2 separate regions of the Homo sapiens genome follow, and region 2 is linked to region 1. The links are chromatin contacts, found by Hi-C or POLR2A ChIA-PET in ENCODE. All regions are on one chromosome and are shown on one strand. The core of a region is the stretch at or near the end of the contact, and the rest is flanking DNA. Distances in the headings are between cores, read along the strand shown. Region 1 has its middle 290 kb from the start of LINC00460. Region 2 has its middle 220 kb from the start of LINC00460.

Region 1 (4,095 bases), core at 598-3,097:
TAACAAGATTTATACACACATTAAAACTGGACAAGTATTGTCCTAGAGTCACTGTACTCATTATTCAGTACAGCATCAGCTAGTTAGATCTTCTATTGCATTCAAATATTGTTTTCAGAGATTCTACCATTATTCGCTCAAACGTGCATGAATGCATTAAACACTCCCTGAGTTCCTTGTACAGGCAAGCACCTTCTTAAGTGATAGGGATACAAATAAAATACTCTCGGGCCCTAGTCTGAAAAAGCTCACAGATGCATATATATATACACACACACACACACACACACACACACAAACATACACACACACACATATACACACACACAAATATACTTGTGTGTGTGTATATATGGAAAATTGTGAGTATATACTTATATGTATGCACAAACATATACATACAACTTGCACAAGGTATGTAACACACATGACCAAAGCGAATCTTTTCATTCATACTTTTCCCAATGTTATGGTAATGTTACACATTGTTTACATAATTATGTGCACATACCCGTTTTATTCTCACCTTCTGTCTTAACGTATCCCTATCATGGGTAGTGATCATGGCTCCTTCTAGTGATACAACAGTTTCACTTCGTTTTTACCAATTTTCTGGGCCACATCACACATTACCTTCACGAAATTTAAGAACCCAGACAATAAGCTGAGCTCTGGTTACCTTTTGTCCTTAAGCTTGGAACAGAGAGCACAATTTTCAGCTAAATCTCCTGGGCTGCCCCAGACCCAATTGACCTTTGAGTTGATTTTAGAATGACCAGCTCAGGCACTAATTCAGATAAAGTTTGAGAGGGGTCAGTAATAGCCCTAGCATAAATTCTACTGTGGTATACAATACTTTTTTTACCATCCCAAAATAAAATTCCTTATATATCTTACGTATATACTACGCTTAAAAATGTGGCTGGGCTCAGTGGCTCATGCCTGCAATCCCAGCACTTCAGGAGGCTGAGGCGGGTGGATTACCTGAGATCAACAGTTTGAGACCAGCCTGGCCAACGTGATGAAACCCCATCTCTACTAAAATATACAAAAATTAGCCGGGTGTGGTGGCGGGTGCCTGTAAGCCCAGCTACTTAGGAGGCTGAAGCAGGAGAATTGCTTGGATCCGGGAGGCGGTGGTTGCAGTGAGCTGAGATCGCACCATTGCACTCCAGCCTGGGCGACAAGAGTGAAACTCTGTCTCAAAAAAAGAAATAAAAGTATATACTGTTTACATATGAAAGAGAAACTAAGTGATAAATTATAACAAAATAATGTGTATTTCAATTTTAAATGCTCAGACATAACTACAGTAGAAGACCTAAAATATAAAAAAAAGACTAAAAAAAAATTCAGGTGTTTTTGCTCTACGTGGAAACATGGCACAACATTTGCCAATTGCAAATGCTGTCTGAGACAGGTGTGTTATATTAGACTCAAATCCAGTGAGTCCTGTTGCTATCCTGGACTTGGATGGTAAACAGTTCTTGGTATGATTTTGAACCAAAAAATGCAAATATACCTCAACTTTTACAGTAGCTGTATTCCTATAAGATCCATTACCTATATTAAACTCATGCCAAAGAAATACTATACATAAAGCAGAGTTATTTAATGCTTTTTTTTTTTAACCTGGAAGATTATTTGTTGAGACTTTAGAATTTTGTGCAGAACTCAGGATAACATTCTGCTTTTCAGTACAAACCTGGCATTTGGAGGATGTCTAATATCCTTGGCCCCTGTCCAGTGATCATTCTGACCCCCAGTCCATTGTGACAACAAAAGTTGCCCCCAGGAATTTCCCTGGAATAGAAATCCTCTAGGAGGCAGCACTGCCCCATTGAGACTGCTGCTCTAAACAGGCTTTGTGGTGGGGAAGTCCCCAACTTTGACACCCACATAGCCTTAGGAAAATAGCCAATTGTCTCTGTCTAGAATTTTGTTAAGTGAACGTTTACCTGCATGACTTTCGTGTTTCCTTTTTTCCAAACACAATGGTGTGGTCCTATCAGCTACCAAGAGCCCTTTATTAAATATTTAGAAATTCTGCAAGCCAATTGATATTATATTGGCAGTTTAAATAGACCATGATGGGAATATGAATACAACAGAAATTGGCAAGTGCTACAAATCAGGGCTTGATTTGCAGGGGGAGGAGCCAGCTGGTAAATATTTAATAGCACAGCTTGGCTTTCACTAGGTCCATCAACGTGAAGGACCTTTGGCCACTTCCTCTTAGTCTCAGTTTTCCATTTTCAAGTTGCCCCTTTTGTAGCAGAGTGATTTACTCCTGCACATGTCACCTTATTTTTTCAATGTCAGAAGGCACCACACACCTATGAGAACTTCATGATTGGAAAACTTACTCTTAATTGCAAGATATTAAATTGCCTGTTGCTCACTTTCTTTATAAGGCACTAACATTCTAACACAAACACACACACACACACACACACACACACACATTGGGCTCCATCATTTGCCCAAAAAAAAAAGCTTTTCTTTTTGTTTGATCTGTGAGTGGTGACGAGTAGGAATTTTAGTGAAGGTAGAACTTAAAAAAAAAAAAAAAGAGTGGAAATAAAATGGCGAGCCTGGAAGGCCTTGTCCACGTTCAGCCCTGTGGCCAGGGTTGAATCACCCCTTGGTTACGAGGGCCACATGCTGTCAACCAGACAAAGCATAAATGACCCAGATTGTGAGTTTGGTTCAGGGAGCTGAAGGAAACTCTTCTCGGGCCTTTATCCAAACCAGCACCCTGAGAATGGGAAGCCTGCATGCCTCTGTCCCCTTACCTGGAACATTGGAATATCCGTGTTTGGGTGGAGTAGACGTTACAGAAGCAGGGGAGAGAGCAAGCAGGAGAGGCAGTGGGCAAATGGCCATCTCAGGAGGACCCCGTCTGTGGGCTGTTGGTGGGTGTCTGCTAGGAAGTACTTTGGGGGCTTCCAGAAACAGTCCAAACTTACTTTAAGAAAAAACGAAGCTTGAGGGAGTCTGTGAATTCATCAGACGTTGGGGTTACCCTTCATCTTCAAACATCCCTTATTGGAACTATTTTGATATCTAGCTCTGACTTGATAAGTTACTGTGAAACTGGGGGTTCCCAAACTTTAATGTATGTAACTGTCTGTTGAGGAATTTAATTAAAATGCAGAGTCCCAAGCCCTCCTCCCGAGTTCATCATGCTCAGGGCTGGATGGATCTGAGAAGCTTCATTTTTAACAACCACTCCTCTAACGCAGACAGCTTTAAATGTAACTGGGTAATTCCTTGCTTTTATTTCTGAGCAAAAACAGTTGCTTCTATTGATAAAAAAAAAAAAAAAAAAAAAAAAATTTACCTTCACATGATCTAATCAGGTTCATACATTAATTCTGAAAAAAAAATTATAGAATTTATATACTTTACAATTACTCTTCTCAAATAGTTCTTAAGAATCTTCTTAAAGAATATTCTTCAAGATTGAGTAAATCAGATTTTAAGGACAGAATTTTGCAGAACTATTCAGCTATAAAAAAGGATGAGATCTAGTCATTTGCAACAACATGGATGGAACTGGAGATCATTATGTTAAGTGAAATAAGCCAGGCCCAGAAAGACAAACATTGATGTTCTCACTTATTTGTGGGATCTAAAATCAAAACAATTGAACTCACGGACATAGAGAGTAGAAGGACGGTTACCAGAGGGTGGGAAGGGTAGTGGGACTGTGTGTGTGGGGGGTGGGGAGGGGGGGCGGGGGGGGAGGAGATAAGGATGGTTAATAGGTACAAAAAATTAGAAAGAATGAATAAAATCTACTATTTGATAGCACAACGGGGTGACTACAGTCAATAATAATTTAATTGTACATTTAAAATTACTAAAAGAATATAACTGGATTGTTTGAGACAGAAAGGATAAATGCTTGATGGAATGGAGACCCCATTCTTCATGATGTGATTATTACACACTGCATGCCTGTATCAAAACATCTCATGTACCCCATAAATACATACACCTACTATGTCCCCACAAAAATTAAAAATACATGTTTTTAAAAAAATATTGCAAAGAGAAATGTCACACCATAGCAGGAAGAATGAGCACATA
Region 2 (3,985 bases), core at 353-2,852, 73 kb after region 1:
ATGCCCCGAATGGGAGAAACTGTGTTCACTCTGGGAGTAATTGCTTAAACAACATTTATTTAATCAGCTCCATGACCACTCATAAGCTACAGTATCCTTCAGAATAAATTCCAAAGCTCCATATTGTATTACTACTTTCACTTCAATTTTGGAAAAAGAGGTATACCAGTAGATTTTAAGATGCATCCTTATTCAAATGAAATACAATATTATCCAAAAAATTCCTTGAATCAGTTGCTAATTAACTTGTCTACTTGATAATTTACTTTTGAGTAACAACCGCATACTCCTCTCTGCTTATACTTTTTTACAAATACTATTTTATTGTGTAACTGGTGCACACGTATCATAACATATGCACCAACAAAACGAGTACTTGCTGGAATTTTTCCCATCCAAGTACTAACGAGGCCCGACCCTGCTTAGCTTGTGAGATCAGATGAGATTGGGCACGTTCAGGGTGGTTTGGTGGTAGACACATGTCGGGGTTTCTATTTCAATCAGAAGACAGAAAAATAAGACAGGGAGCATGGGAAATCACCTCCAAAATGGAAAAGGATTCTCCTAGGGTGTCTTACTCATTGTCAATTTCAGGAAATTCCCCAAGGGATATTCCTGAATGTTGAGTCCGTCTAGCTTAAAATGACTCAAGTCATGTAGCAGTTCTCCCAGAATTCTGTTTCATAGACTATTTCTCATGTTCACTGGAATCACAAGAACTGTTTTTTCTTTAAGATATGAATTAATATCAACCAAAATTTAAATTAACCTAATACATTTCTTCCACGGTCTAGCCTCCAACATAACTTTCAAGCATAACTAAGACATTACTTTATTGAATTCCTTAAAAATTGAAAAATTAACTGATGCTATTTTTAATAAATGTCAAGTCATAAATGCAGTCTACATTGCAGACATTGAAAACAATTTGATTTAAAAGGCACAAACTAGCTTTGGTCTTTCTGTTTAATCCCTTTAGTGTAAAAAATGTCCTGTTCCTGACTCATTTCTACACTATATTCAACAAATAGCTTGGAAAATAAATTTTAATGACTCCTTTTGTGCTTGTATATTTTTCTTTAATATCTTCTTATTCATTTTTGAACAAAGAGAAATTGACAGAGTCAAAGACATGACCTTTAATTTTAAAGGAATTTTCTTTTCTTACAAATCTGCTATCATCGTAATCCTAAAAGCACAAAAGAAAGCTAAATTATCTATCCTTTTTTCTTTGACCACAGCAACTTTTAAAATTTAACTTTGATCCAGATTAAATGATAGTTCAGCCAAAAATGTCAAGAGGAGCCTTCTGGAGTTGGGTCCTATGTGTGAGTAGGTGGTTCATGCTGTTTAAAAGGCAGGACTGAACTGCAGCGTGGGGTTGCTATGTAAGGCAGTAAATAATGATTATAAAATGCTTTGTAAACATTTTTAATGTGACACATCAATGCTCTATGATAAAAACTAAAATTCTCCAGTAAAGTATAAGGGGACCCTGTGCTGGCAGAGGCGCTGGCCTCTGGATGAGTAATAGCCACTATTAGTAAAACCTCATAGCTCCTTTGAGAGGGAGGGATTGTGCCATCTTGCTACACTTGTTACCTCCAAATATGGGAAAGTTATTCCTTATTTCCTTTTCAAAGCTTGACTACTGATTGAGAACAGCGGTGTAAATACTTGTTCTCTTACACCAGCCCAGTGAGTCACAGCCACAGAAATTACAGGAGTTAAGAAAGTGCATCATCTCCTTCCTTGGAGAACACGGAGGGATGGTGACTTGCAGTATGGTCTGGTTCTCAAGCTCACAGTGCACCTCTTTTCCTCAGGGCGTCTTCTTCTGTCTATTCATTGCTTATTAAGCTGATACTCACTTAATGTATTTTCTGGTCTCAGTGTAACCTATTCTGCTAGGCCTCACGAAATAACTACCTTTAACGCCATGTTGCCTTTCTGAATGAAAGCAGCCATCTATTCTCACAAACAGTACCCTTAGACCACAACATCTCACCTAAAAAATATTTCTGTATTTTTTTTATCAATAGTTTAGCATTTATCCCTATCAAAATTACCTCTCTTCAATTTTATACAACCAAAGTTTGGACTAATTTTTGCTTAATATTCTAGATTGTGCCCTATTGGTAAATTTTAAAAGCCATTGTTCCCATATCATTGCCTCTATTTACATAAAGCCTAATATAACTTGTCCCATGATATATTGTGTATTACAGTGATGATATCTGCCGTAAACTTTAAACAAATGGTCTATCCACCCATATCCCATGCTGTTTATACCACATGTGCCCTGTTTTGTTGCTTCATATTTTTTCATAGAATCAGTGAACCTACTACACTACTATATTTCTTATTCAAACTCTGTCGTTATTGGGGTCAGTCTGCAATTAATACTCTCATATAGGTCCTGGGAAAGGGAAGAGAGGAAAAAGTGGAGGATGAGGGTAGGTGTATGATTCTTTGGGAGGCACAATATTTTGATTTTCTGGGACATGTTTTCAATACATGCACACACCACATAGATTTTGATATGCTCCCCATTTTGACTCATTTGTCAATTTGGGCAATATGTATCTAGCGTCTCCTATAATCCAGGCTCTGTCCTCCTTACAAGTGGACGTCATTAGCAGAAACTGGAACTACTGAGAGATACAGGCCATAGGTAAAAACCAGCGGAAGGCCCCCTGAGGCCAAGCCCCATCAATGTCATTGATTTTTATTTCAGTGTTTCTCTGCCAATTGTTCAACCTTCCTGAAATTTATTTTCCTAAAGAGAAGAGAGCTTGGATAAGCCATGTAAAATCTCTGGCCTTTGTTTTTCTTAGCTATATAATCAAGCAGTTGACTTGTGAAAAAATATTCAAATATGGACCACATAGGGTTGTATTTGCCAAACGCTTTTTTTTTTTTTTTTTTTTACATCAGGCTAATCAGTCAGTCTACATCGCTATCTTTAACACAGAGTAGCTAAATTATCAATGTGCCTCAAAAAGCAGTGCCAAGGAGGCAGCAGTGGTGAAATAGAGCCCCCCGCATGTGGCAGAGTTGGGTCAGACCACCTCCCAGGGTCTCTGCACAGTCATAGTTCCACATACACTGAAATGTTCTAAACACCCACCTAGCCTCTCACCTTTTACTTGCACTGGAAACGGATGAGCTATATTTTGGTCAGCTCTGGAAAAATTAAAACAAGTAACATTGTTGAGTGCTGGGAAGGATTTAGGGAAACAGAAGCCCCCAGGCAAACTGGCAGGGATGTATTAGTCATAGCCACTCTGGACAGCAATTTGGCAATATTTAGGACAGTTGAAAATGCGCATGATCAATGATCAGGAAACACGAGGGAAACACTTGGAAAATGCACGAGATTATTTACCGTGATGTCCTCTGGAAGAGCCAAAATCATAAATGAACATTTCAGAAGGGACTATCCAGAAAACATGCGGATTGTGCACACCATGTCTCACTGCATGATGGTGAAAAAGACCAAACTAGGCCGTGGGGGGTGGCTCACGCCTGTAATCCCAGTACTTTGGAAGGCTGAGGCGGGCAGATCACAAGGTCAGGAGATTGAGACTATCCTGGCTAACACGGTGAAACCTCGTCTCTACTAAATATACAAAAAATTAGCCGGGCGTGGTGGTGGGCGCCTGTAGTCCCACCTATTCGGGAGTCTGAGGCAGGAGAATTGCTTAAACCTGGGAGGCGGGGCTTGCAGTGAGCCGAGATCACGCCACTGCATTCCAGCCTGGGCGACAGAGCGAGACTCCATCTCAAAAACAAAACAAAACAAAACGAAACAAAAAAAACCCACCAAACTAAAGGGCTGTGTGTTTTGTCTCATCCAATGATGGTAAGTGAAGAAGTCAAGTGTCAGGATGACCCATCACACGTGACATTGAAACACATTTAAGACGACAGTGCACACTGTTTATGGATATCAGTGCACAGGTAATATTGAAAAAATTCTCAT

Evidence for each region. Hi-C counts contacts between places; a loop is a spot of excess contacts on that map. ChIA-PET counts read pairs that join two places held with the same protein, here RNA polymerase II (POLR2A). Pooled maps may share reads with other maps.
Region 2: a loop to region 1 is called in a map of MCF 10A, with 8 times the contacts of the local background. The contact joins two enhancer-like sites. A Hi-C loop is called at or near these places in 5 of 168 maps with a recorded cell type or tissue (Caco-2, MCF 10A, PC-3 and 2 more) and 3 of 50 pooled maps. POLR2A ChIA-PET finds 5 or more read pairs at or near these places in 5 of 52 experiments (AG04450, Caco-2, GM12878 and 2 more).

What each region holds. Positions count from the first base shown.
Region 1 is chr13:106,081,989-106,086,083 of GRCh38, forward strand. No RefSeq gene overlaps it. Among named protein-coding and RNA genes, the nearest start is that of LINC00460, 290 kb to the right of the region's middle. Within about 2 kb of position 1,848, at least 3 of the 41 ENCODE cell types and tissues checked have a DNase peak (open chromatin) inside an H3K27ac peak, as active enhancers do; they include PC-3, where a contact is called at or near this core.
Region 2 is chr13:106,155,014-106,158,998 of GRCh38, forward strand. It overlaps the pseudogene RNA5SP38. Among named protein-coding and RNA genes, the nearest start is that of LINC00460, 220 kb to the right of the region's middle. Within about 2 kb of position 1,603, at least 5 of the 41 ENCODE cell types and tissues checked have a DNase peak (open chromatin) inside an H3K27ac peak, as active enhancers do; they include PC-3, where a contact is called at or near this core.